Regions from separate parts of the Homo sapiens genome. Here regions 2 and 3 are each linked to region 1. Evidence: chromatin loops called from intact Hi-C (ENCODE). Cell type or tissue: B cell. All regions are shown on one strand. Region 1 has its middle 16 kb from the start of PSMA1. Region 2 has its middle 35 kb from the start of CALCA. Region 3 overlaps INSC (INSC spindle orientation adaptor protein).

Region 1 (8,000 bases):
AACGTAGCTGGATGGAGAGTTCCAGTTTTCATCATCTTAGTTGCAAAAAGACAAGGTCACCCACAGAAGGCAACTTTGTGCATTTGTGGGCCAGGCAAATGCAGAGAGCAAGTAGGGAAGCTGAAAACAAGGGAGTGAAGATCTGAACAGAGCTGGGTGGGTAGAGAGGGTCAAGGGAAACATTTCAGTTCTGAAGCCACAAATGGAAACCCTGTGCCAGAGTGCCCCTTTTATGTTAGTGGTGGAGAGAGGTTCCTGCTGCTTAGAGTAGTCACGCAGCACTACAGGCTAAATGCTGCAAATCTATAGTGATATCAGGTCTATTTTTATTCTCTCATTTATATGTTTCCTTTTTATCTTAGCCATATAGGATTTTTTTATCCTTTATCTTCCTCCTGTGGGTCCTGTTGTTGTTTTTTTTTTCTTTGTTTGTTTGTTTGAGACGGAGTCTCGCTCTGTCACCCAGGCTGGAGTGCAGTGGCGCAATCTCGGCTCACTGCAAGCTCCACCTCCCAGGTTCACGCCATTCTCCTGCCTCAGCCTCCTGAGTAGCTGGGACTATAGGCGCCTGCCACCACGCCCGGCTAATTCTGTTTTTGTATTTTTAGTAGAGACGGGGTTTCACCATGTTAGCCAGGATGGTCTCCATCTCCTGACTTCGTGATCCGCCCGTCTCGCCCTCCCAAAGTGCTGGGATTACAGGCGTGAGCCACCGCACCCGGCCCGTGGGTCCTGTTCTTAAGCTCCACTCTTTATAACTCTAGTTTGTTTTGGTTTTTAAAATTATTTTTTTCTTCCTTTTTTTCCTTTAAGAGCTTTCTAAAAGCTGGCACTTTGGTAGATTTCTTTTTTTTCTTTGTTCACGTAGTCTGATCTGGAAGCCAGGACTTTATGTTGGCCTGGATTTGTCAGGTCTCTAATCAACTCTGTGTAAAGTGGAATAGCTTGGCAACAGGCATAATAATAATAATTAAAAATAACAGTGACTGCAGAACTAAGACATGAGATTCAAAAATAAGGGGGAAAGTGACACAGAGTCATAGGCTTTCATCTGAAAATATCTCATTCCGGCCAACTGAGAAGCACCCTTGCAAATCAGTTAGAATATCTCTCTGTGTAGAAAAGGAAAGCCAGAGAGAAATGTTGCCTTCAAGTGTAGTTTGCCTGTGTATTACCTTCTGTTGAAATTCCCACAGACAAATAAGCCTTTGAGAACCCATAAGAAAACAATGGCTGCCACTAGTAAGATTTCCAAAGGTACTTTTAAAACATGGAGTAGATTTGTTTTTCTGTCCCAACGACTTCAGAGAAGTTCCCACTTAAATCCATGCATGGTCATTTTATATCTGCCATTACATATTCTTGTTTGCTAAATGTAAGTCTTGTCAATGAGTTATTTTAAAAAGTACTTTTTGAAATTACGCACACCCCAAACAACAGAACTGCTGTGTGTATACAAATGCTCTGGAAAGGCAGAAGTCAGGTACTGGGTGTAGGCACAGGACAGACCGCATGGTCTGCCTTGGCAGCCCTGTCCTCACCTGCAAGCTGCCCACACACACTCCCTTCCAAACGGTGCTCCCTCTGATGCCACTTGGCTGACTGAGCTACTGTGGGAGGAAGCCTGTGAAGGGGTTGGTGGTAGTGATGTGAATAAATATTTTATAAACTAAACTTCAAGTATAAAACTTGATTTACCCTTTCAACCAAATTCACATGGGAAGTCCCACTTCTTCTTAAAAATCTTGGACATTCAAGAGTTAAGGGATATGGAAGCTGGCGTAGCATGGGGCTGTCATCCAAGACCAGCTGAAAAGGCAGCAGGAAGGGTTTGGTTCTGGCTAGGCTACAGACAGGCCATCTGGATGCAGGGAAGGCCTAGAATGCCAGAAGCAGCTTTTCTTTTTGATTTTAGACTTCATCGAGTCCAGCCTGGGAAAAGTCTTTAGTTTAAGACCCAAACCGAGAGTCTTCTTTAAACAGGGATTCAATATTTGAATTTTATATAAAACAAACATCCACTACACGTATTCTTTTTGGCAAAGAAGGTTGGAGACAGCAATGTACACACAATTAAACATACTTAGAAAAAAATGTAGACCAGATTCACTAGACTTATAAATACATAGGAACTATGTGTAGTTTTTAAGTAATTTTGCTAGGAATAAATATTGAAAGATTGCCTGAAAAAAAATTTTTTTATATTATACCCCCTCAGTTACTTTTATGAATAATTATTTCGTTGTTTTTCCCATAGTTCACATTAAAAAGCAATTTTAGGCCAGGCGCGGTGGCTCACACTTGTAATCCCAGCACTTTGGGAGTCCGAGGCAGGCGGATCACTTGAGGCCAGGAGTTCGAGACCAGCCTGGCCAACATGGCAAAACCCCATCTCTACTAAAAATACAAAAGTTAGCCAGGTGTGGCAGTGCACATCTGTAATTTCAGCTACTGGGGAGGCTGAGGCATGAGAATCACTTGAACCTGGGAGATGGAAGTTGCAGGGAGCTGAGATCATGGCACTGCACTCCAGCCTGGGTGACAAAGTGATACTCTGTCTAAAAAAAAAAAAAAAAGGGTAATTTTACCACATTAAAATTGCCTTTAGGTCTTTAAAATAATTTTCCTTCTCTATTTTTATTTTATATTTAATAATGTTATATTTATAATTAATCACATTAGGCATGATGTTAGCATGGGCCAGGAAATTTTTCTTTAGTGAAACTGAAAAAAAAAAAAAACCCTGCAGGGAAGTTATAGCAACTTCCTACTCTGTATCATTCATGAACATACACTCAGTTTGGAAACCACCCTCTTTAAAAGATATGATCTATTCTTCCTTAGTTATTGCAGTATGCGTTTGATTTGTATGTGTTATTCTTAACAATTAAAGGAAAAGGTGAATGTAAATTCACTTGGACAAAACAGGAATAAAAGAATATTATCCTTAAGGGAAGTCTTACCTTAAAGAAGAGAAAATGCACGTATTTTTCTGGGCGAGGGTGGTGGGGTCAGGGAGGAAGAATTGTTTTTTCTAAATAAGGCATTAATCGCCACCTAGCAGTAGAGGAAGGAACTGCGCACTTAGTTTGCCACTGAAATTCTAGAAAACATTAGTTTTAAAGGACATATTACTTTTATTGTAAACAATATCTTAGGAATTATTGGTCTATTGGCAGACTAAGGATTGAATTTTTTCTCTCTTGTCTTGAGGAAAGATAAAGAAATAAAACAAATGAAAATATTTGGCCTATTTGTAAGCATACTCCTTCCATCATAAAATGTCTGTTCTCTTGTTGCCGTTGCCACTCCAGCAACAAGCTAAAGGAAAAGAAATTCTGAAGCCATCATGACACGAAAAAATGTTGCCTTTGGCAGGGCGCGGTGGCTCACGCCTGTAATCCCAGCACTTCGGGAGGCCGAGGCGGGCGGATCACGAGGTCAGGAGATTGAGACCATCCTGGCTAACACAGTGAAACCCCATCTCTACTAAAAATAGAAAAACAAAATTAGCCTGGCGTGGTGGCGGGCGCCTGTAGTCCCAGCTACTCGGGAGGCTGAGGCAGGAGAATGGCATGAACTCAGGAGGCGGAGCTTGCGATAAGCCGAGATCGTGCCACTGCACTCCAGCCTGGGCGACAGAGCGAGACTCCGTCTCAAAAATAAAAATAAAAAAAAATTTTTTTAAATGCTGCCTTTGTCCTATTAGAGGAAGAAATATCTGAGTTTTTTTGTTTGTTTTTCTGTTTGTTTGTTTTTTGGAGTCGGAGTCTCGCTCTTTCGCCCAGGCTGGAGTGCAGTGGCAAGATCTCTGCTCACTGCAACCTCCACCTCCCGGGTTCAAGCGATTCTCTTGCCTCAGCCTCCTGAGTAGTTGGGATTACAGGCGCTCACCACCAAGCCCGGCTAATGTTTGTATTTTTAGTAAAGACGGGGTTTCGCCATGTTGGTCAGGCTGGTTTCGAATTCTTGACCGCAGGTGATCCGCCCCCCTCGGCCTCCCAAAGTGCTGGGATTACAGGCGTGAGCCACCTCGCGCGGCCTAAGAGAGGTTTATTTTGAAAATGAGAAGACATTGGCCGGGATTAGTAATAACAGTTATTATTGTTAGTAATAATGCTTAGTATATAGTAAGGTGATCAACAAATATTTTTTGAAGGAATGAGAAATGTCTGGCTCCAAAACCTGTGCTTTTCACTATTACCTTCTATGCATATATATTGGTGGCTGAAAGTGCTTGGCTGGACACTTCAGAGTGGCTCTTATATAAAAGCCCTACTTGTGGACCAACAAAAGAGATATTTGGTTTCTTGGGGTTTTAATGGCTTTCAACTCCTCGAAGCATGATTTGGGGATTTGGATCAGGATACACCCTGATTCTTAACCAGTATTTGCAAAATTGATCAATAGAGGTATCTTGCAGGAAGAATGGAACAGAAAAACAACACTAATTCTCCAATTTAAAGACCATTATTAGTTATTTCAGGATTTTTTAGAATAAAAAAAATCCAAATAAAAGCCAAACTGAAATTTTCCCATGAATGGCCGGGTGGGGTGGCTCATGCCTGTAATCCCAGCACTTTGGGAGGCCGAGGTGGGCGCATCACCTGAGATCGGGAGTTCGAGACCAGCCTGACCAAAATGGAGAAACCCCCGTCTCTACTAAAAATACAAAAATTAGCCGGGTGTGGTGGCGCATGCTTGTAATCCCAGCTACTCGGGAAGCTGAGGCAGGAGAACCTCTTGAACCCTGGAGGCGGAGGTTGCAGTGAGCCGAGATCGTGCCATTGCACTCTAGCCTAGGCAACAAGAGCAAAACTCCGTCTCAAAAAAAAAAAAAAAAGAAAGAAAGAAAAAGAAATTTTCCCATGAACATGTAAGATTCATTGTTACTCAACTATCTAGATGACAGTCTGTAATAATTGCTTAATTTCTGGAAAAAAATATTTCTAAACAACTCAAGTGTGCCATGGCTTTTGTACAGGCCTCTCTTTTAGTCACACACTGAGGGAGGAAAATTATATTATACAGTTTAGATATAACTCTAAATTGTTATTCTTCCCAATTATGTCTATTAATTCCAGATTGCTCTATTCCAAGTGTTAGCTGTTGCCAGAAAAAAAAAAAACCTTAGCTTCTGAATAACCAGTTAAAAATAAAAAGCTTCTAAAATACCAGGGGTTTTTTTGTTTGTTTTTTGTTTTTGTTTTTCCTGAGATGGAGTCTCGTTCTGTCGCCCAAGCTGGATTGCAGTGGTGCAATCTCGGCCCACTGCAACCTCTGCCTCCTGGGTTCAAGCAATTCTCCTGCCTCAGCCTCCCGAGTAGCTGGGATTACAGGCGTCTGCCACCATGCCCGCTAATTTTGTATTTTTAGTAGAGACGGGGTTTTGCCATGTTGGCCAGGCTGGTCTTGAATTCCTGATCTCAGGAGATCTGCCTGCCTCCCAAAGTGCTGGGATTACAGGCGTGAGCCACCGCACCTGGCCTCCTATAAGCAGGTTTGTTTGTTTTTTTAATTTTTTTAAATATGCATATGTACACACGATGTATATACATGTTACACATATTGGAAAATATATTCTCAGGATATTCTCCCTTCTCCAGATGGATAGTATTGAAAGGGAAAAAACACAGTAATTAAAAAAAAAATGGTCAGCACAGTGGCTCACTCCTGTAGACCCAGCTACTCTAGAGGCTGAGGCAGGAGAGTTGCTTGAGCCCAGGAGTGAACTTTGATCACACCACTGCACTCCAGCCTGGGCAACAGAGCAAAAGCCTGTCCTAAAAATAAACAAATAAATTAAAATTAAAATTTTAAAAAGGTGGGAGTGGGTGCAGATAAGGCTAGTTTAAAGCAAGCTGTTTAAAGGCTATCAAATATTAGTCAAATAAATTATGAAACATTTATATGATGTAATACCTTATAGCTATACAGACATTTAAAGCATGTGACATGAAGAAATGTTCGTGGTTTAATGTTTACATAGAAAAGCAGGTTTAAAAAGAATCATATATAATTTGATACAAATTTTTTGTGGCAGTTTATTTTGAGATATTAATTTTTATTTTATTTTATTTATGTATGTATGTATGTATGTATTTTTGAGGCAGAGTTTTGCTCTTGTTGCCCAGTCTGGAGTGCAGTGGCACAATTTCGGCTCACTGCAACCTCCACCTCCTGGGTTCAAGTGATTCTCCTGCCTCAGCTTCCCAAGTAGCTGGGGTTACAGACATGCACCTCCATGCCCGGCTAATTTTGTATTTTTAGTAGAGATGGGGATTTCACTATTTTGGTCAGGCTGGTCTCAAACTCCTGACCTCAGGTGATCCACCCTCCTCAGCCTCCCAAAGTGCTGGGATTACAGGCATGAGCCACTGCGCCCAGCCTTGAGATATTAATTTTATGTGTTCTCCTATCCTACTACCCCTTTCTCCCATTCAAGCAAGTATCTAGACTTCAGATTTTTGTAAGGCAAAAAGCAAACACTGCTCAGAAATACCATAGGCTCTGTCTTGTGAAATGAGAAGAGGGAGGTGAAAGAGGGATTCCTCAAAAGTTAGAAGTCTGGGCCAAGCTCAGTGGCTCATGCCTGTAATCCCAGCACTTTGGGAGGCTGAGCTGGGTAGATGGCTCGAGCCCAGGAGTTCAAGACCTGCCTGGGCAACATAGTGAGACCCCGTTTCTATTAAAAAAAAAAAAGAAAAGAAAAGAAAAAAGAAAAAAACTTAGAAGTCTGAAGCCTATAGTTTGAGTGAATAGCTAAGATTCCCATCTTGTTCTGTAACAAAGCCCAGATAGTGGCAAAACCTCAAAGAGGAAAGCCACATGGGGTACCTTAGGAAGCTGTACTTGGGTGCAGGGGCTGCCACATTCACTTACTTGATTCCAGATTCTTGAGTACCAACAGTGGTAAAGAAATATGAGAGTCACCAGTCTGAAGTGAAGATGGCACAAAAGGGAATCCCAGCACCAAATCAATGTGGAGAGATGACCAAGTAATTTGAGATAATTCCAGGTACTTCTATAATAATTCAAGCCCTAGAAACTTTGTACAACCCTGGATGGAGAGGAAATGCTCAATGATAACTAAGGTAGAATTTCTCACCAGCATGGCAGGATGGGAGCTCAGGCTTAGATTCAAGTGGACCTAAAGAAATGCAGTATTTATTTCTATGAAATAAGAATCATATACACAATATGCATATGTACACACGATGTATATACATGTTACACATATTGGAAAATATATTCTCAGGATATTCTCCCTTCTCTAGATGGATAGTATTGAAGGGGAAAAAACACAGTAAGTTTCACTACCTAGTACAATATAGTAATTTATCATATTGTCTTTTTTTAGCAGCTATTTTTAGATTTTTTTTAAATTTTTTTTTTTGAGACAGAGTCTTGCTCTGTCACCCAGGCTGGAGTACAGTGGCAGATGTCGGCTCACCTGCAACCTCCACCTCCTTGGTTCAAGCAATTCTTATGCCTCAGCCTCCCAAGAAGCTGGGGTTTCGCCATGTTGGTCAAGGTGGTCTCCAACTCCTGACCTCAAGTGGTCTGCCCGCCTTGGCCTCCCAGAGTGCTGGGATTACAGGCATGAGCCACCTAGCCTGGCCAATCATATTGTCTTTATTGAAAAAAAATCTTCAATGTATATCCCCCTTTTTTTTTTTTTTTGAGACGGAGTCTCGCTCTGTCACCCAGGCTGGAGTGCAGTGGCACAATCTCGGCTCACTGCAACCTCTGCCTCCCAGGTTCAAGCAATTCTTCTGCCTCAGCCTCCCGAGTAGCTGGGACTACAGGCATGTGCCACTACGCCGGGCTAAGTTTTGTATTTTTAGTAGAGGTGGGGTTTCACCATTTTGGCCAGGCTGATCTCGAACTCCTGATCTCAGGAGATCTGCCCGCCTTGGCCTCCCAAAGTGCTGGGATTACAGGCGTGAGCCACCGCACCTGGCCTCCCTTTTTTAATTAGAAAAAATGTATATTATAAA
Region 2 (8,000 bases), 470 kb before region 1:
TCATTTTATCCATGAACATGAGCTGGTGGATCTCAGATTCTCAATAAATGATACATACATAAGCTAGACAGTCAAATTTACTAATTTAGGCTATCAGTCATACTCTATACCCAAATTCACTGATCAGATCTTCCATGAAAACATGTTAATATACAATGGAATGTATACCTCCACAATGAATAGTATACTGTGTCTGCTTCCTGGCAGCTAGTTAATCAACAAGCAATTTAAGAATTTTTAATAATTACTTGGCAAGCACAGAAATGTATAAACCACAGAGAGATTTCATTCAAGCCATAATAAAACCTGATTTTTAAAAAAATCTCTGTCCTACAGCAGAGATATAAGTAACAATTTGGTTTCTCTTCATTTTCTAGACAACACTGTATAAATGCTGCCAAAATATTCCTCTTTGACACCATGTTTACCATATTTCATGCCAACACTCCATTCTTTTGACATATCTTTCTTTTAAGTATATTAATACTGTAGAGTCCCTTTTTATCTGCTTATAACCTAGAAGATTTTCTGTATTTTAACATGACTATGCATAGATAGTATTGATTTTATCAGTAATATTGGAAGAAGGCACTGCTCTTGTGAACACTTATGTATTATTCTTTGTAATACAGGCAATAAAAATGTGTCCCACAACAGATAGCACTGGGATAGTGCACAATTCACTGGTTTTAACTAATTCTTTTTAAGATGTATCTTGACTAATGGGTCTCTGTAGTCTTGCCCTCACCTTTTAGCCCTGTGCAAAGAAAGGGGCAAAGAACAGAGCTTGATTGTTTTCTTTTCTCACTTCTGATACCATATGCCCTAGGACTGCAGGGTCTCCCAAGATTATTAACAACCACACAATTCTGAGGACAGGTTACTGGAGCTTTTGAAATCTTCTGCTTTGTGGACAGTTCTTGTAAAGCTACCATGGAAACAGACATCTCATTATTTTTGAACAGGCCTGTTTCATATTAAATTAACTGCCATAAGAAAAGAAGAAACTCTTTTTGTGTGAACATAGAAAAATAATGTAGTTTTGGTCAAGTTATATTTTATCCACTACCATAGGTCAAAATAAAAGTCCTAAAACTTTTGAGTCATCCTGGATCATATGGCTTACAGAGTACTATTTATATCCTAACAACTTGTTTATCAACTTTGCATATGAAAAGCCCAGTCTGCCCACTCCCCAAAAGCCAACAGAATCATAGATTTGCCATCTGACATTCTGATAAAAGCATAAAGTAAATATGCTGAGTATTGCAAGGAGCACAAAGTGGTGACTCCCAGTCTTTCCGAATGTTTTTGTTCTGGATTTTTCCTCCAGCTTTTAGAACGATATCTAGAACCTGATAGATCTTCTACATATTGAATGATGAATGCATGAGTGGATGAAAATTTCAAAGGTCACTTACATAATAGTGGTAGCAATATTACTTATTAATCCAAAATTATTACTAAAGCACATGTGGATTCCTAAACCTTTTTAAGTAACTCCTTGGATTCCTTGTGGTCTGCAGTCCCAATATTGGAAACCACTTGTACAAAAGGTGCCCTTATTTTCATGTAATCTAAGACTGGATGTTATCCAATTCTGTCTAAATATCTGGTCTCATTTAGATTTAGCCATTTTCAAACTATTCAAATAGATCATGTATTTCTATAATGTTTTTCCACTGGTCCCAGGAAGAATTTTCTGAATTATCTAAAGATGAGATGTGTCAAGTGGTAGTTAATTCCTTAGCGAACCCATAGTTGCCACAAGGTCAGAGACAATATCTCTCCTCATTGCCAAAACACATTCTAGTACAGTAGTTAGCACACAGTGGGTACTCAATAGCTCTTAGCGGAATTATTTTTAAATCACTGGATTTATCAAGAATAAGTCAGCTATCTACTAGGCAGTAAATAGAAGAGATTTAGGCATTGAAAGCATGTTGGACTTCAGATAATTTTCAAGTTCCTTTAAATCAGTATAAAACAAATCTAATAGCCACATAGCAGGCTATCATTCAAATGGAGTCTCTTTTCTAAGTTAAATTCCTAATTCTTTCAAACTCCTTTTTTATATGATGTAACTTTGAATCTCTTCACCATCAAATTTGACATCCAGAATCACTATATTGCAACAGTTTAAAATAAAATATGGGTATCACTCATCTTGTCTTAACTACTTACAGTATTGTAAACTAAGATTACATTAGTTCCTTTGACAACAATATGTATTCTCAACTTTGGTTGCAAGTGATAGAAAGCCAACTCAAATGAGCTTAGGCAAAAAAAAAAAAGTCACTGAAAATATAGGAGATTTTGAAGGATAAAGAGTAAAGAAAAGAATTTTGGAAGAAGTTTGTACAGAGGACAATAACTGAGATTTTAACCCATTTATGCTGGAAGTTGCCATATTTTGGTGAAAAATCAGACCTTGGTGATGAACTTGAGCAGCAGGATATAAATGACTCCCACTAGCTTAGCGTTCCAATAATGGATCACTAGGCATAAATGGCTACATCTTATTTTACTGCACAGAATGGGCAAACTGACCTGACAGTTACTTGACTAGAACTTGAAAGGCATAAATCCTTCCAGGACACTCATGCTGGGAAATATAGGACTGACAGGTGCCGTATCTCACATGTCATTAACAAACTCTCTCTCCTTAGTTCTGAGTGACAAATCTTGGGAACAGAGGTTGGCTGGCCAGTCTTTTTCACGCCACCGGGGCAAGTTCGCTGCAGGTCATTTAGATCAGACATGATCAATGGAGACCTAACCCTGTGTGTTATTGTTGTTCTCAGAGAGGAGAAGGGATAGTCAAACAGTTGTCCCAATTAGTATCCACTACACTGTCATTTTGCCAACATATCTCAAAACCAAGAATCACTAAAACCACCAAATATTTTTCACAAATGTATCTACTGAGCCATGTCTCCCCCAGGCTTTCCATATATATGTATAGTTAGCTTTTGGGTACATATTGCAAGATGCTACACTTATTTGTCTTATGTTTAATTTGTTAGTGACAACTAATCTCTCAAGCTTCTATTCAAATGCACTTTTCCCAAGGCCTGATCAAGAAACCCCAGTTCCCAATGTGCTGACAAGAGGAAATACATTACATTAAAATAACAACAAATTGTCAAGCTAATGAATATATAGAGAAAAGCATTTTGTAAAAGATTCTATGTAAAATACATAATTATGAGGTCATACATTGTCAGTAATATTTTGCATGCTGTGTTTTATGATAGAATGAATTGACTCCGTAGAAAGAGGTAATTTAACTTAATAAGCATCAAAAATATGTCTCAGCCAGCAAGACAATTCAAGTCAATGACATAAGAAAAAGAAAGAGACACTTTTAATATTTTTCTAGCACTTAGAATGTTATATATGAGATAGATTTTGAAGGAAGTGTGTGCAGAGGATACTGACTGAGGCTTTTAAGAGAATGGTTACAGCAATAAACAAAAGATAATTTTTTTTTTTTTGAGACAGAGTCTTGCTCTGCCACCCAGGCTGGAGTGCAGTGGTGCGATTTTGGCTCACTGCAACCTCTGCCAACCAGATTCAAGCAATTCTCCTGCCTCAGCCTCCCGAGTAGCTGGGATTACAGGCGTGTGCCACCATGCCTGGCTTCATTTTGTCTTTTTAGTAGAAGGAGTGTTTCACCATGTTGGCCAGGCTGGTCTCGAACTCCTGACCTCATAATCTGCCCACCTCAGCCTCCCAAAGTGGATTTTAATTGATGAGAATTTCTTGGGCATGATGCCTGCCAGTTGCCTCTTTTACACATATGGACATGACCAGAATAAGTAAGCCAAATGTTTGTGAATCTTTATTGGTTTTCTTGTGCTACTACCCAGCTTTCATGCAGGATAAATGCCATGGATTGTTTATGACAAAACTTGCCTTCCAAATAGTTTTCGTGAGTATTTTGGATTTCCAGAAATAACGCAAGCCTGAAACTTTAGTAACTCTCATTATTCCTTACTGAAGTTGAGGAAGATAGAGCCCACCTAGAAAAGTGTAGGATAGAGAATACAAATAAGCTAAAAATATGACACTGCTTTAAGCCAAAATTCTTTGTAAAATTGTTCAATATTATTTAGTAGGGATACAATAAAACTAATTTTCCATAAATAAAAAATAGTATGCCTTTTTATGCTATAAAAGCTATGTTTAATGTAGCATTTTTGTTTATTTAAAGTTAAAATATTTGAAATTGTGGTTTTTTTCTGAAATTACTTCTTGAGAGGTATTTTTAAGAAATGAAAAATTCAACAACAAAGTGAATCACTCATTCCTAGTAAAAAGCACAATACCAGGCATTTTAATGGTTTGGGAATTTTAGTTGACTATGACAACAGACTTAAGGCATGTCAGCTGCTTAGCTTGGGGTTAGTGGTACACCCCGTACAAACTTTGTCCAAAGGTGAGAATGTTCTATTTCTGTGCTATCCAGTACAGTAACCGCTAGCCACATGTGGCTGTTGAGCTCTGGAAGTGTGGCTAATACAACTTAGCTGAGAAACAGAAATTTTAATTTAAAACATAGGAAATTAAAATTTTAAATAGCCACGTGTAGTGGTTAGTGAGGAGCACAGCTCTAGCAATTGACGCCAGCAAGGAGGGTCTTTTTGTTTTAATTTCCACTAGAGGGCACTATCTCCTTCAGCAGAAGTAAGAACCATGTGCATTTCACCATTTTCCATCTAGTAGTGGAAAACAGAACTGGTGGCATATTTCCAATAGCCTAGAGATGTCTTAGCCTCTTTATAGGTTGGTGCTCCAAGCCGCCATTCACTTAGTCTGTCCCTTCAGTTATGACTTTCTCTAGCCTCATGTCACGTATTCAGAGCACTGTTTTCAGCAAGATGTCACTAAGAACATAGAACTGAGGTATGCCTAAAAAGCAGAAATTCATAAGCTAATATTCAATGGAAAACGTTTAAAAGTAAGTGAAGAAAAATGTATTCTGCACAAATAAATTCACTTTCCCTTAAACAAAATTTAAGATTATATTTTCATTTATGTTTTTTCTTTCAGTCTTTTAATGTCATGAATTTCCAAAAAGATTTCTCAAGCTTATTTTACTATGGAACCTTTATTCATGGAGCACTAATTAACTCTGCCTGAACAAAACACAAAGCAGAGTTTTGAAAGCACTGGAAAGATTTTTCCAGAATGAAAATGATTTATTAATTAGTACCCTTCAGACAGGCCCCTTCAACACTTATTTGTCCACATTTTTGTTCTTGCATTCATCCCACAAGTTTTCACTTGGTTCATAAACATTGTCCCCTAAAATATTTTTCCTTTAAGTTTTTAAATATTTATTGATACATTGAATTCAGTAAACACCTACTACATGCCCAACACTATTGCAGGTGGTGAATATAGTATGGTAAACAAAACTCATGATTTCTACCTTACTACATTCTAGTGGGGAACAGACAAATAAAAAATAAAATATATGAAATGCCAGATGTTGTGTATAATGGAAAAATTAAGCAGGAAATGGGGATGAACTTGCAATTTGAATGTAGTGGGTCAGAGAAAATCTCATTGGAAAACCTTTGTTTTAGTTTGTTCATGGGATTAAATTATATGATTGAAATGGCTTTGACACACTGCACCAGACACATAGGAAATGTTTTGTATGTGGAGAAGTGGGAAATTGTTTGGTTTCCTGTTCTGGTCCTGCCCCAATTAAGTAGTACCCAGATATGTCTCTTCATTTCTCTGGAATTTTTGGCCTGTCCCTACACCTTACCCAGGGCTGCTAACCCAAGGTATGGCTTCTATAACCTCTCTCATTGGAGCTGGGGCAGGCCTCACACCATCTTTCTTAGAAAGGTCAGTTCAACTTGGAGTCTTCACTTGAAAATAAACTTAACATTCATTGAGACCTTTTTTATTGCTAGGATGTTTGCATTTATTATTTCATTTAACTCTCACAGTACTCTGTAAATTTGATATAATTATGTCTACTTTTTCAGATTACAAAAGTTAAACTAACTGAGATTATTACAAGTCTGCATAGCTTAGTACAGTGATCTTCAAACAATTTTGCTCACTAACTTTTTTTAGGTGACACCTAAATGTTTCTCATAAATTTAAATAGTTATAAAATAGAAAATATAAACTTTCCAATATATTATAACTATTGACATTTTAAGCTATTGCATTGCTCTTTTTCTCTTTTTCCAGATGGAGTCTGCACTTTAGTCTGTTGCCCAGGCTGGAGTGCAGTGGCATGATCTAAGCTCACTGCAATCTCTGCTTCCCAGGTTCAAGTGGTTCTCCTGCCTCAGCCTCCCAAGTAGCTGGGATTACAGGAGCATGCCACCACATCCAGTTAATTTTTGTATTTCTAGTAGAGATGAGGTTTCACCATGTTGGCCAAGCTGGTCTTGAGCTCCTGACCTCAAGTGATCTGCTTGCCTTGGCCTCTCAATGTCTTGCTCTTTTAAATACAGCCTTTGGAATCTAAATACCATAGCAACTTGATAATGATATCATCCATTTCAGAAATAAAGGAGCAGGCTTTTCTTTAACTGTCAAAAATTTTACATACTTCTATTTCCCTTGAATTTCATCATAATGCATTACATTTTATTGTTGAGAGTTTTTTACTCATTCATTTTATTCTTCTTGAAAAAATAGATGAATATATATTTTCATTTCTCATATCTATAATACTTTATAAAATTTTCTTCTAAAATGAATTATCATTACAAATATTTATAATAGAATTGATTAAACATAAACATATTACATTTATATTAATTATATAGACAGTCAATTTTTACTAGAAATGCATCTCTTAACAAGATGGATATTTTTTAATCAGTTCCATCATCCATGGACAATTCTTACATACTACTAAAATAAAAAAAATGCTCAGCAGCAATTCTCACACTATCTGGTAGTTGTTGTTTTAATGGATGTAAGAGTTAAGAAACTTCATTCACATAAAAAATGAGAATGGGAATGGAAGAAGTTTTGTCATTGCAATATCACAATTCTTTGAACTACTTCTGAGTTAAATGCCAGAAAGCACCTGCTAATCTAGCTTTAAAAATAATTTTTAACGATGTACAAGATATCTTGATTTGAATCTTTTTCAGTTTTGTTGAAAACAAACAGTTAGAAACCATTTGACTTGCCAAAAATTTTAACAAAATCTTTAGGATTTACTTTCTAAATACCAGCAACAAAAGTTTCAAATAAACCATTTTGGCATCCCAGAGGCTTTTATACTCTAAAAGGAATGCACCATTGTTAAACAAAATATATTATTTGCTTCCAAAATGATTCTACTTTGGAATAGAATATGCTGGGCTCTTTTATAGTGAGTTAATTGGGACAAATGGTATTTTGAAACACCCACGTTGGATTTAACCACTTTTCTGCCCAACTAAATTTTGTGGTGTTTTTTTCTAATTCCTTTCAGTTGGCTCTAGATATATCACAAAAATATAATAATGTTTTGGTTTCAAGCATGTAAATTCCTCACATGTTTTGTCTGGCCACAGTTAAGTTGTGCCAATGACAGTGCACAAAATAAAAAGTAGTTATATAGCTATCTATATATGAGAGAGAGAGAGAGAATAAAAAGTCTGAAAAGATGAAGTCAGAAATTTTCAGAATGTGCATGGGGTAGATTTGGGGCATAGAGTAAAATATCATTTTCAGACAGGACCAAAAAGAGCATCAGATTTTTGTTTTATCCATACATTTTTGTCCTTTTAATCATCTTTTTTTGTGATGTTCTGAGAACACTCTTAAGTGGTATTGATCATTTAGCACTGGGTAAGGACTTTAATAGAAAGGATCAAACAAACTAGCTGTGAAAATCAATATCTTCCAATGACATTTAGACATTTATTCATGCCCCAAGCAAGCTATATTATCTGTGCTGTTTATAAACTAGTTATTTTTCTTTAAAATTCTCTGAAAGTTTCACAGTAATTTTTTTTATTCACCAG
Region 3 (8,000 bases), 670 kb before region 1:
TATTGGCACAAGATGAACAAAAAGGCTAATGGAACAGAAAAAAAAAATCCAGAAACAGACTCATGCATGTATCACTATTTAAAAAAAAAAGAAAAAGGTATCACTTCAATTCAGTGCTGAAAGTACAGTCTTTTCAATAAACAGTGCTGGCTCAATTGGGTATCCATATGGGAAAAAAATTGACCTTGAACACCATTTTAAAATTAGGTTGAAATATATCATAAGCCAAAATTTTAAAGGCAAAACAATAAAGCTCCTAGAAGAAAATTAGGAGAATATTTTCATAATTTTGGAAAAATCAATGATTTCTTAAATGGACGCAAGCAGCACCGACTACAAAAGAAAAGGTCAATAAATTGAATTTTAACAAAATTAAGCATTTCTATTTATCAAAAGACACCATTAAGAGAATAAAAAAACCTACCACAGGCTGATAATATGTATCTTAAGAGAATTTATATGTAGAACGTGTTTTTCAAAGTTTATACATCAATAAGAAAAGACAAACAACCCAGTGTTTTAAAAATGGGCAAAAGACTCAGCCCTACATTTCACAAAAGATGATAACCAAATGGCCAGTAAGGATGTGAACAAGTGTTCAAAACCATTACTCATCAGGAAAATAAAAATTGAAACCATAATAAGAGAGGACGGTACACTCAAGTTGGTCACAAGCAGAGCACTGTATGTCCAGCTATTACAAATCTCCAAATAACTTGGTTTGTATTTTTGAAGTAGCCCAAAGAGAGAACGAAACACTCCTTTGGAAATTGATTGTCCATTAGCTGGGCTTGTGTCTTTCCAGCTCTTCTCCCTTTCTCTTCCTCCAGTAAGTCTCTTCCCCTTTTCTTATCCTCCTTCCTTCTCCCTGTCTCTCTTTATCTCTGTGGGTGACCAGAGGACCCACCACTTGCCGGCAGCAGGTTGTGGGTGATGGTTCTAGTTCTGGGCTTTGAGGGCTGGCCTACTGTCCATGCTGCACTGTCAGTGCCAGACTGTTCCCAGAAGTGGATCCTGCCTACCAAATTCTACCCTAAACCTTCACAGTGTATCATCCTTTCAATCCTCCCTCCACCCCACCAGCCCAAGCAACCTCCTTTACCCTGCTCCCCTCCAAACTAGCACTTGCCCCACTCCAGAAGCACTCAGGGGTGGCTGAGAGTGCCACCTCTGTACCTTGTCCCATGTCCTAGGCAATCTTTGCTTCCCTGTGAGCACGGCCTCCCTTCTCCCCAGCAACAGCACTGTGTTTTCATCAGACTTCTCATTTATTTTCTGCTCTCACCAGATTCTTTGGGACCAGCTAGGAGATACACAACAACTTTACCCTGCTAAGCCTGCTGCATCCCACTCCACCACACACACACACACACACACACACACACACACACACACACAAACTCTCAAATGCAGAGCTCCATCTAAGAATTCACAGGCACCCAGCTCTCTTCTAACAACTCCTGGAAGAACACCACCCACTCAACACAACCCAAACCCACAGAACAGGCATGTCTGTAGCCCACAGAACAGGCTAGAATTCCTAGCCCTGCCAGCTAAACATCTAACTTTTGTTCATCACATTACATCTCACAAAATTACTTCATATGCCACAGGATACCAGCAGAACTAGGAATCCCATCAAATGAGAAAATTGAGGCTCATAGGGATTAGAAAACTTCCCTGTGGTCACTTAGCAAATCAGTGGCAAATGAAGAACTTGTCCCAGGATCTCTTCACTAACATCAAGCCTGCTGAACTTTACCCAGGAAACATAGCCAGCCTCAAAGGGCTTCTACTCATCTGACTTATCTCAGGCTGACTTGCAGAGCTCATCTTGGCCCACCAACCTCCCTAAGTCTCTTTGAGACCTAAGAACTTGGGCTTAGGGCCATTAGAATTAGGAGACGGGCAAAGCCGGTGCAAATTGCCAGGGCTAAGTGGTGCAAACAGGGGCTCAGGGCAAATTCCATTCTGTCCTTATTGAGGGACCCTATGATGTTTATACTCCCCCAACTCCCACCCCTCATCAGGGTCTGAAACTGATCACAGCATCCTGCCATGCTGTTTCAAGTGAAGTCAGACATTCTGCATTCTGGTCTCAGCCCTGTGGTTGATCTCGGGAATGTGGGTGTGCACATCATTTCACCTCTCTGGGCCTCTATTTTCTCATCTGCAATGAGGAAGAACGAACCAGAAATCTTCAATTGGTATTTATTTGGTTTCATAGCAAACATTATTCACCTGTGTGTGCAAACCACTTCCCTGATGGACTAAAGAAGTGGGTGAGATAGTGTCTCTTGGTGGGGAAGCCAAGGCAGAGGTTTGAGGTCAGGCAGTGTGGGATACGCTTCCAGAGCAGTACCACATACTGTGTGAGCACCAAGGAGGGAGGATCACAGTCGGGAAGGAGGTCCAGAGGAGGCCTTAGAGCGAGATGTCAACAGTGGAGGTGAAACTCTCATTGGGACACCCAGCACAGGCAGAGGCTCCAAGGCAAGGAGGCCCCAAAGACCTTTGGTGGAGAAATTTGGTGGGAAGGGGAAAATAACTCACATCTATGGAGCATTGACTTGTATCATCTTCACAACCTGCAAGGCAGGGATTGACACTTCACTTTCACCTGTGATGAAATGGGGCTCAGAGGGGTGCAAGGTCACACACACAGTGAATAAGTGGTAGAGCTGGGCACCAAACCCAGGCTTGTTTACCAAAGGGGCAATGTGCTGGAGGCAGCTTGCTCAGAGGGCACCTTCAGTGCCAGGCTGAGGGGTTTGGATTTTGTCCAGTGGGAACTAGGAGGCCTAGGAAGATTTCCACTCCAAGAACACACAGGACAGACTCTCTGGGGAAATCTGGAAGTTAGATACATGTTGGAATGAAAGATTTGCCTACATCATCGGAGGCTGGCTCAGTAGGAAAAAGCCCTCACTGCCCTGAATTTGTAAACCTCCCCTACTCCCCCACTCACTCCGCCCCACACACTGGCCCTGACTGTTGGTCCTGGAGCCCAGAGACCACCAGCCTCAACAGCCCCAGGAGAAGCCTACCCCAGGCAGCCTGATGGAGCGGCCACTGGTGTTCTTATCCACCAGGGGTCGCTGTTGCACAGCACATGGGGTCCCACCGAGCCTCTGCGGATGGAGCCTGCTCCTGCAAACCCACTGCTGCACTTAGGCACCTGGACTGCCTGGCAGCCCCATCCCTTCTCCAAACTCAGGTTGGACCTGGCGGGAAAGGCGCAGTCCCCGAGCCTTCCTTCAGTCTGGAAAGTACTGGCCCATAATCTCAGCCTAGGTCTTTGTTAGAAGGGGAGAGGGCAGGTGGGGCAGTGTGGCTAATTTAGTTCCTGCCTCTTTGCATCCTGGCCTCCTTAAGTGCCCCCACCCCAGCCATCAAGACAGACAGACAGGAGCCTTGGTATGTCGAAAGTGAACAAGCCACAGTCCCTCTGAGAAGGCTCAATCATGGGCCCTGCCCCCTTGCAAGGCTGGGAAGAGTGACAATGACAGTGCCAGCCTCAGTTCCTTTCTGCCTGTCAGCCAGAGTCACAGCACAGCTAACCTGGGACCCTGGGCCTCTCTGCAAAGCCTTAGCCCATTCCCATGGGAGTTGAAGGCTAGTGTTTGGGGGTGTGAGGAGTGGAGGAAGCTGATAATCCTAGATGGGTTGAGTGCCAAAGAGAGGTGAAGAGGCATCTGCGACCTTCATTCAGAGGCATTCTCTCTCCCTCTCTCTAAAAGCTATTCCTAGGTAAGAAGGGATTGCAAGACAAATTAAGCAAAGATTTTTTTGCCTTGCATTCACAGCCCCTCTGTCTCTATCCAGCCTGGCTTATATATTAGAACCAACTCTAGCAAGAAAGTAGTAGCTTTGCTTTGGGATCTGCACACTATGACACCATTCACCTAATGGGACCAGGGGGCACACTTAGGATTAGGAGCAAAAACGCAGGGTTCTCAGTCCAGCCTCTGTCCCTCCCAGTATCTCTATCCTTTCCAGCCTCAACTTGCTCTTCTGTAAATAAGATGGAGGTGACCATCTCTCCCTGCCTTCCTTACAAAATGACCGTGAAAAGCAAATGGGCATAATGGTGAGAAAAACTGATTAAAGTGAGGTTTTTTTGCTTGTTTGAATTTTTTATTTATTTTTTGCAAAAATTAACTATTTATGACCATCTGCAATTATACAGGGAGCAGACAGTGGAGACAGACCCCTGTAAAACAGCAGCTGGGGCCACAGAGCCTCCCCACCATTCCCGCTTGCAGCCCACTCCCTCCTGCCCAGGGCCTCTGGGATTTCAAGAGCTCAATATAGGCCTCCCTGTCTTCATCTCTCTTCCAGCCCAGCACCTCAGCTGTCAGGGCCTATTGATTCCAAGAAGCTGCCCCAGGAAATGAGGGTGGGGCGTGAAGGAGCTGCATGGAGACAGGCAGCAGTTTTCCAGCTCTTGCCCTTGGTGATTTTCTTCTTGGACTTGAAATTGAGCCGTCCTCCCCGCTCTCCCCTCATCTTTAATTTCTGTATTGATTTTCATTAAACTACCCCCTTGGCTCCAGCACAGAGTGAACTAACTCGTTATTTGAAAAAATAAAATAAAAGGGAGGAGTGAGAATAAAAGGATGCTTTTTGAAAGTGAGGCCGTCTCTGGTCTTTCAGTTCTGGAAAAGACAATGACCAGAACTGTCCTGAAGGTTGTCTGAGCCTTGGGCTTTGAGTGCCCCCCACTCCTTTTGGCCACAGACCTGTAGCTTCCTATCCCTAACATCTCCAGCCCCTCATCTGGACCATAGTCCGCAGTCCAGCTCTAGTCTCCAGCCCCCTCCAACCCCATCCTGGCCTGGCCCCATCCAACCACAATCAATCCCTGAACCAGCAGTGCCCTGACCTTCCCCTTCACCACTCAGAGTACCTGGCACCCTGCCATGGTCATTGCAAAATCCCCAATAACCAGGTCCTTTGGGGGCAATGTGAAGTTTTCCCCAGACCAGCCTGGAAAAGTAGAGACAAATGGGCATGGGAGGAGGAAAAGGAAACAGACACAGGCAGAGTGCTTTCTCCACGCAGGCACCATTGCTGCAAGACCCACCCATATTGCTTCATTGCATCACCATAGCAGCCCTATAAAGAAGGTGGGAGTCCCATTTTACAGAAGATGAAGCTGGGATTCAGACAGGAGAAGTGACTTGCTCCCTCACCTCTCTTCATTCTTCCCCAAACCCTGCAGTCCTCCCCCTTGGTAATGCCAGTTCACCTTGCCAGCTCCAGTCCTCCAGGAAGGCCACCCTCAGCAGTCCACCCTGACCAGGCTGGGTTCATCTGCTCTCGCTGGACTGTGTGGCTCTGGGGCCCTTACTCCCTCCTTGGCCCTCATTTTCTCCCTCTAGTCTTCTCCCAAGTGAGGTCCAGAGAACACTGCCTTCTCCTTGGGGCTCCCCCAATTCACTGAACACAAAGACCCTGGAAGACTTGGAGACTTGGAGCCCCATTGGGTGGCTCCCTGCTGGGGTGGCTCCCTGCTGTGGTGTCCCCTCTGCCCCTGCCCTTGTTAAGACTGCTTTCCTCTGGTCTGCCTGGGAGCTCCTCCCTGGCCCTTCTGGGCCCAGCTTCATTGCCTCTTTGGTGCTGCCTACACCGGCAACCCCACCAGAGGTGGGGCCTCCTGCTTATAGCCTCTGATGGCCATGGGACAGCCCTTACCACTGTCTGTCCTGCTGGGCCTCTCCCCCTTCAGCCATCCTGGGAAGCAGGGAGCCTGTCTCTTCTCCAGAACCCAGCATAGGGGTAGGGAATGAGGAGTGATGTCAGATGAAGACACAGGGAAGGAAGGACAGATGTCCTGAAGCTTAGGATGCAGGGAGGCTGCAGCCCAGATGAACCAGACCTCCACGTGACAGCTCTGAAAAGAAAGAATGAGGCCTCAAAACGCCTGTCAGACACTTGTGGAGAGGCCTTTGCTGTGTGTTGGCATCTTGCCTCCATCCCTGCTTGTTGGGTGTCTGTGTCCGTCCCTTGCCCAGGCCAACACAGAGAACCTGGCTCCCAGTCCTCTGCAGTCCCTGCCTCAGAAGGACCAGCTATCCCCAGGTAGCAGAGGAAAGAGCAGGAGTTTAGAACCAGCCAGACTTAGGTTTGCATCCAAGCTCTACATTCATGACTGAGGAAACACTGTCTCGGAGTCTCAGTTTCCTCGTCTGTTAAAGGGAAAGACTGTGAGGACTCATCCCCCCTGGACCACCCAACTTCTCCATGTGTGCACTTCACTGCAACTTTGACCAGGCCAGCCCCTCTCCCACATGCCAGCCCTCCCTTCCCCACCAGACCCTAACCTTCCATTCATTTTCAAAGTCCAAGTGATTAGCATTATACCTGCCACAATCACAGTAGCCACCATTTATTCGCTGTCTACTCTGTGCCAAGCATCATATTACTATACATGAGGTAGATTTTATAGGCTCATTTTACTGATCAAGGAACTGTGCTAAGCAAATCCCCCAGGATAACATATCCAAGCTCACAGTGAGAAAAATCTGTTCAAACCCAGGATTGCCTGATTCTCCAAGTTCTCAGTCTCTCCACTGTAATAGGCTGCTTCAGTGATAAAAGAAGGAATTCATAGAGTGAATTAGTGGTGGACTTCGTGAGAGAACAAATGAGTGAGTAAGTTTACTTATTTTTTATTTTATTTTACTTTTAAGAAACAGGGTCTAGCTATGTTGCCTAGGCGAGCCTGGAACCCCTGGCTTCATGCATTGCTCCTGCCTCACCCTCTTAAAGCACTGGAATTTGAGTGAGTTTAAAAGTAAGTGAATGACTGACTGGCAAACAGAAGGAATGAAGAAGCAGAGACGAAGTGACTTCCCGTGAGTGAATGAATGAGACCATGACTGAATCTATGACCACAAAAGTCCCCCAAACCCAGCAAGGCTCAGGCATGACACAGCAGCAATTGGGATGGATGCAGTGACCTGTCTAGACCCACAACTCCGCTGGGGGCTGTGCAGGATTTAATGAACCTCTTCACGGTTGAAGGAAAGGAGGGGGAAGCTGCACAACAGAGACGAATTTCACCAAATCCAGCACGTTTCCCACTGCCAATTAATTAAGCGAACCTCAGTGAGAAGGCCAGGCCAGTAAATCAGGCGGAGAAGGCTGGAACTTTGATGTGATCTAATTTGGCCACGAACCATGCCCGGTGAGTGGGTGGCTGGCAAGAGCCCCAGGGAACCACACTTCCCCACTCCACCTTCACTCACCTGTCACTCTGTGGTTTCTACAATCCGGCCTGTGCCTGGTCTTCACCATCTTCCATCCTCAACACTGACAATGGCCAACCTCACCAGAGCCTCTGTGGGCAGTGCTGAGCAGCCCAGCTCACAGAGGGTGGCAGGCATGGACAGAACCCAGGGAGGGGGTGTGGGTGGAGGGTGGGAGAGATTAAGGACCTCATGGGTGTCTCTAGAACTTCTCCCAACTTTGGAAGCAATATGATATGGAGGAAAGGAGCATGGAAACTGGCCTCACAATATCAGATTTTGAGTCCTGGGTCTGCACAATTGTTAACAGCCCAGGCTGGCTCTGGCCCAGCAGAGCTGGAATTACATTACTGCCTGGGCTACTTTTTAGCTATGCGCCCTTGAGCAAGTGGCTTCGCGTCTCTGAGTCTCCCTTTCTTCTGTAAGCAGTGGAGATATAACAGGATGGCAAGGAATAAATGACTTGATGAAAGGAGGGGCTTAGCAAAGTGCTTGCCCAAAGCAAGTATTCGATATATGTTAGTTATTGTTCCTCTCACCGTGGTCATGACATCTTCCTTACCTGCTAGAACCGGGCTCGGCAAGAATTTTCTATAGATGGCCAGAGAGTAAATATTTTTGGCTTTGAAGGCTATATGGTCTCTGTTGCAACTATTCAGTTCTGCTATTTTGGTATGAAAGCACATAGAGAACACCCAAACAAACAAGTGTAGCTGTGTTCTAATAAAACTATGGCTGAACTTCGAA

What was found. Hi-C counts contacts between places; a loop is a spot of excess contacts. Peaks named below come from ENCODE experiments on the same cell type or tissue, not always from the same donor. Only the 100,000 strongest peaks of a DNase experiment are listed, where the experiment ranks them.
Region 2: a loop joins it to region 1, with 6 times the contacts of the local background. A loop is called at or near these places in 9 of 110 quality-filtered maps.
Region 3: it touches region 1 in a loop (18-fold over the local background); 7 of 110 quality-filtered maps call a loop at or near these places.

The regions. Positions count from the first base shown.
Region 1 is chr11:14,532,288-14,540,287 of GRCh38, reverse strand. It overlaps a transcript of PSMA1 not described here. Among named protein-coding and RNA genes, the nearest start is that of PSMA1, 16 kb to the right of the region's middle. In B cell, CTCF peaks have their summits at 2,879 and 3,087; a DNase peak (open chromatin) is centred at 2,887; H3K4me3 peaks cover 355 bases; H3K27ac peaks cover 379 bases.
Region 2 is chr11:15,002,993-15,010,992 of GRCh38, reverse strand. No RefSeq gene overlaps it. Among named protein-coding and RNA genes, the nearest start is that of CALCA, 35 kb to the right of the region's middle. RefSeq lists a silencer at 4,636-4,930. In B cell, CTCF peaks have their summits at 4,450 and 4,651 (motif pointing right); a DNase peak (open chromatin) is centred at 4,682.
Region 3 is chr11:15,203,904-15,211,903 of GRCh38, reverse strand. The region is part of intron 7 of INSC (INSC spindle orientation adaptor protein); the gene reads right to left. Among named protein-coding and RNA genes, the nearest start is that of INSC, 93 kb to the right of the region's middle. RefSeq lists a silencer at 3,094-3,143. In B cell, CTCF peaks have their summits at 2,891 and 3,091 (motif pointing right); a DNase peak (open chromatin) is centred at 3,103; H3K27me3 peaks cover 1,665 bases.